Linked DNA regions of Mus musculus: region 1 is linked to region 2. The links are chromatin loops, found by intact Hi-C in ENCODE. Cell type or tissue: heart. All regions are shown on one strand. Links, peaks and the distances in the headings refer to the core of each region. The heading gives the core; the rest is flanking DNA.

Region 1 (2,822 bases), core at 29-2,528, 200 kb before region 2:
CTGATGATGCCTTTTCTCACTATCTGGAGACCACAATTTTTTCCCCTAAGGAAAGGAAAAATTGCATTCTGAGAAGGATTCTGCCTGCTAAGCACAAAAGAGACATAGCTGATCAACATGTGAATATATCAGGCCTAGAGCACACTTGAATATATACAGGAGCCCAGCCCACACAAGTGATTGTATGAGGAGATTATTTTAAGTGTCTGTACTAGCTAGTTTTGTGTCAACTTGACACAGGCTGGAGTTATCATAGAGAAAGGAGCGTCAGTTGGGGAAATGCCTCCACAAGATCCAGCTGTAAGGCATTTTCTCAGTTAGTGATCAAGGCAGGAGGTCCCCTTGTGGGTGGTGCCATCTCTGGGCTGGTAGTCTTGGTTCTATAAGAGGGAAGGCTGAGCAAGCCATGGGAGGCAAGCCAGTAAGGAACATCCCTCCATAGCCTCTGCATCAGCTCCTGCTTCCTGACCTGCTTGAGTTCCAGTCCTGACTTCCTTGGTGATGAACAGCAGTATGGAAGTGTAAGCTGAATAAACCCTTTCCTCCCCAACTTGCTTCTTGGTCATGATGTTTTGTGCTAAAATAGAAACCCTGACTAAGACTGTGTCCTACAGCAAGACTGGGATGGCTGGGCATCACTGATGGTAGCTGAGGAGAGGTGAGAGAAGAAGAAAACTGAAAAGAAAGTATTGCCATCATTGTAGCCTTCTGGTGTTTGAAAGGATGGGTCTGTTGCCTGTTGAAGGTATCATCACCAACTGGTGGAAAGGTTAAATAAGATAAATTTTATTAAGGACATTGATGTCATGATGGGTGGAAGGTAGTATGAAAAAAAACAAAGACTAATGAGGCAAAGTAATTAATCTTGATGTTTTTCTGCTTTGTGCATCTCCATGTAAGAGTAGACAAAAACAGTGAACTGATACTAACTAGAAAATGACTCATTAATTTAGTGTTACTAATAGAGAACTAAGAAGAGGAAGATGGAATTTTTTTTTTGGTAGTCAGCCCCAAATACTGTTCAGTCCCCTTGAATTTTAGGCATATGCTCATCATAAATCATTTGAAATTTATTGTAAAATTATAAGCAAGATGTGACTTCTAACTTAAAGGTAAGGAAGGTCTTGTGCATAGCAAGTACACAATTTACAGTGATTTTAGGTGAGTTGATTAAAAAAGAGAAAAGGACAGTACTTAGAGTCATTATGTGAACTTTTACATCTATTGTACCTCCAAACTTCTTAAAACAATTATTGTGCTGATCATTAAATGTTTGAGGATAACTAGGTTATATATTTGATTAAAATACTAACTCCAATTTTGAAAATTCACTATGAAAAATTTAAAGAGAATGTGGTTTTCTCTCATAAAAAATGAGAATATCTTTTATATCCCAGATTTCATCTAAATAAAATACCTGCATTGATGCATATGGCCTGCCCATTTTCCACCCTCCAAAGCAAAAATGGGAGGAATATAAAGCTTGACCTGAATTCATTCAAGGTCTGCAAAAATTACAGTGACCAGATATTATCAACCATTTGGTTGCTAGGCTCTACTATGATCCCTCTTCCTTAACCTGATTGCTTATGAGAGGTTTATGGAGATCTTGGAGCAATGTAAAAGAATGATTGGGAATGGCAAAATTGGTCATGGGGGTAAGAGGGACCTGTCAAATTGCTAATCTATTTGCCATGATGTATAACTAAGAAATTAGAGAGTTTAGAGACCCAGACAAGGATTGTTTAAAGCAATACAGAGACTGCTCATGAATTTGTTGGACTACATCCTTTCCATATAATTAGGGTAGCCTGAAGTGAAGAATTTTGCTCTCTGAATTACATGTGGGCACACAGTAGTAGTGTGGCTTCTGGGGTCCAATATAGCCTTTGATTTCTCTCAGAGGTAAATGTTGCTCTGTAGATATAAGAGCTCTCAATAAATCAACAATGGCTTCCCAAGCAGTGAGCCTGTTCTCTCCCTTCTGTTTATAGACATTAAGCATGTGCTTCCTGTGACTACTTCAAAAGAAATATAATTTTCTTCAATAGTATCTAAGGGCAACTCTACAGAGGGAAAGAAAGGCTAGATGACTTTGAGTCTTTTACTACAGGAGTGGAGAAAGAAGGAAGGAGAGGTTGACATGTTACACTGAGCAGCCTAGGAAATGGGTAATAACTTGTGATTAAGTACAGATGTCAACCTGGAAAATTCCGTTAATCACAGGTATGAAGCCTTCCTGGGAGTCATAAAAAGGCAGGCGGTGAACCAATGAATGAGTAGGACTGAGTAGGATAGCAACACCGCAGTCACATCAGGGGAACACATAATGGACAAATTTATATTACTTCAACTTTTCCATCTTATACAAATGTTTATGCTCCAATGAACAGGCTGTTACATGTGATAGTAACCAGAAAACTCTAGCAACATGAATAAATCAAAATCTGAATAGAAAGATATGTGAATGACAGATACTGGGAGAAAAGTGAATATATTTTTCTATTTGAAAAGGACAAACCACACGAGAAATGTGTTTAGGATGCATAATGCGGGTTCAATACAACAATGGTGCACTCTCACAGAAAAAGATTTTAGTCTGTACATGCAGGGTCACATGATCACAGCATGGTATTACACAGCTAAGGCTCCACAGACTGAAACTTGGCATTCCACCCACACATAGTACAGGTTGGTTCTGATTTACAGCTAACAGTGAAAGAGAATGCAGGCTGTCATAGACTGAGAAGGCTTCAAACAGAACTCAAGTAAATGGGAGTAATTGCTACTATATGTATCTTCATGCCCCTTGCCAGAACTCA
Region 2 (2,822 bases), core at 210-2,709:
CACAGAGTTCCGAACCTAAGGGCCATGCAGGGCACCTCATTACCAGCTCCACATTTCCTAGGCACGTGATTTCCCAACTCACTGGGCAGTCCTTCCTAGATATCCATGTGTCATTCGTTGCATGTACATCAAACCTGTGAAAGAGCTAGACTGGACTGGGTCTCTGGGGTCTTAAAAGTGAAGAGGAGAGAGTTGGCTTGAAGTCTTCTGGCGTTGAAACGTGACATTTTCTGGGCTGGTCACTGACATTCCCCAGGGAAAGGAGCAAGCACATCACGCAGAGCCTTCATGTGTCTGCTTGACTGGGGCAGATTCAACTCATAATTCTCACATTAACACTTAGCGTGCGGCAGAGTGATGCCACCATTGCTTTCAGCCACTGTTCCTAGTGGGAAGCAAGCAAGTCTGTCGTGGGTCATAGGTCATAGGAAGAACTATGTAAATGGAAACTTGGATTTCCCCCCATTTCTGTAAGTATTTATCTATATATCTTATCAAAATATCATTCTGTAACCTATCATCTCAAACCTCCCTTTAAAACCACATGTACGTGCCTGAATAACCATCAGCCCAAATTGCACACTTGTAATCCCTTGGTCTTCTCAAAATTTTTTGTGGCATCAGTGTCCATATATCTGAAAAATTAAATTCAATGATGGTTTATTGTTTTTAACTTTATAGAATATAAAGGTGCTATGTCGTATATAGTCATTAGAACTTTTAATATATTTACGTTGATGTTGTATGTTCATACAGTTCAGTTCTTTTTAGAAGTCGGGCTAACATTTGCAGGCAGCGAAAAGCGTGTCGATGCAAAGGGTGACTTCAAAGTGCACATCCTAAACACATCTGTTAGCATCCATTCCTCTCACTTCCAGACAGTTCCCTGTGCCTTCTTTTCTTCTAATACGGATCTCCTATTGTAACCACTTCCATAAATTACTTACGTTACTGATTCTGGATCCCATGGTGATGGTCACACATCGTGGATTCTTTAGTGTTTCACTTGTCACGCAAGACACATGGATACATGCTACTTTTTTATGCTGGTGCTCCTTATATTTATTATGCTGTCCACAGGAATCAACCATCACCTATGCACCCTGATTTACAGGCCTTTACGTTGTTCTCAGTTTGTGACAGTATAATAAGGGAAGCATGAATATTTAAAAGTGGGAACTAATAATCTTCAAGTGTCACTTGTAATGAAGACTAAACATGTTTTATTACAAGAGGAATATTTTCATTATGAAAGAGAAAAGTCTTTAATCGTATGCAGGCCATAGTCCTGCAGTGACGTGATGTGCCAGGGTGGATTGGTGCCCAGAGCGGGCCTCCTCCTTCTCAAAGGGGGAGGGGGAGGGGGAGGGGGAGGGGGAGGGGCTATGTGAGGGGGCACTGGGAGGGGAGGGGCAGCAATCAGGATGTAAAGTATGTAAGTAAATAAATAAATAAATGGAAAATACTTATGCAGGCAAATCAAGAATGGAAATATACCAGCTTGTAAGCAGAAATAAAAAATAATTGTGGTACTAATTTGTTTGATTCTCTTTCCTGATACTGACACTGCTATGTAATTTTAAAGTATAAAATTCGGTAATATCTTTGTATTGGGGATTTTTCATTTAAAATTTACATAGTATTATAAACATGGGCATTTTTACACAGGCAAAATAGCACATGCCTTAAAGATAAAACGTGATTAGCGTGACTTCATGAAAGTTTAAGATTTCTCATAGAAAATGAAACGCACATAGAAGACTTTATGGCAGAGTGCACATAGAACTTTCACGAGTCTTTAAGAAACATGCACATGTATACATGTATACAGGCATACGTGTATCACATATACATGTACACAAACAATTGCCAGTAGCTCCAGCTTCGGGTGGGCTTCTCTCTGGCCTCCAAGGGAACCTGCACTCAAGTACACACAACCACCAGACACAAACACGTCTAATGAAAAATAAGATAAATGCTTGCAGGAGTCAATATTATGTGAACCATGTCCTCAGAAAACTTCCATAATATTCCCATAAGTTTATAACCATCCCCTGTCTGAAGATAACATGCATGCTCTTCTTTACTGAAAATATGCCTGAGATACGTATTTAACATGCAGAAGCTAAAATACGCTCTCGCCACTTTTGCTGGACCCTAGATCCTTGGCCACTATAACAGGGGGAACTTAAGCACCGAAAAATTTGTGGAGGAGATAAAATCAATCGCAAGTGAGCCCACCGAAAAGCACTTCTTCAACGTCTCAGATGAGTTGGCCCTGGTCACTATTGTTAAAGCTCTGGGAGAAAGGATATTTGCTTTGGAAGGTATGATGATCTCTCCTAATCCTGCATATCCTATGTAAGATTCAAACGTATTGTAATGGGTTTGGGATATTATTCTCAGGACATTACTAACTCATTTTTACTGTGTGCAACAGCCATCGGGAAATAATTCTCTTTTATATGAATGGAACTACTTTACAGAAATCCATGTCGACTAGAAGCCGACTTTGTTAGGCTGTGACAATGTGCAGCTGGGCTGGGGAGCACAGCAGCCAGCATAGACCTGTGCAAGAACGCAAATGCCCCAGCATGCCTTCTTCCTTGTCTGTGACACAGGTCTAGAATGTAAAGCCACTAGCTCAACTTTGATTTTTCCCCACTGTGTCTTTGTCCCTGGGGCCGCTTCAAGAGTGTTCTGATGCAATTGCTTCTTTGTTCATTTCCTCTGTAATTTGCCCTTTGTGCATTTCTAAAGATCTTCTCGGAGTTTTGCCTCAAGTCCTTTGGCTGCAATACTCCATCTGCTATGGTTCTCTA

The links. Hi-C counts contacts between places; a loop is a spot of excess contacts. Peaks named below come from ENCODE experiments on the same cell type or tissue, not always from the same donor. Only the 100,000 strongest peaks of a DNase experiment are listed, where the experiment ranks them.
Region 1: a loop joins it to region 2, with 2.4 times the contacts of the local background. A loop is called at or near these places in 1 of 42 quality-filtered maps.

The regions. Positions count from the first base shown.
Region 1 is chr13:115,210,888-115,213,709 of GRCm38, reverse strand. No RefSeq gene overlaps it. Among named protein-coding and RNA genes, the nearest start is that of Gm25985, 96 kb to the right of the region's middle. In heart, for the core only: no CTCF peak of the experiment used is centred there; no DNase peak of the experiment used is centred there.
Region 2 is chr13:115,006,409-115,009,230 of GRCm38, reverse strand. It overlaps Itga1 (integrin alpha 1), which reads left to right. Exons shown (of 29, transcript NM_001033228.3): 9 at 2,162-2,327. Among named protein-coding and RNA genes, the nearest start is that of Itga2, 76 kb to the right of the region's middle. In heart, for the core only: no CTCF peak of the experiment used is centred there; no DNase peak of the experiment used is centred there; H3K27ac peaks cover 344 bases.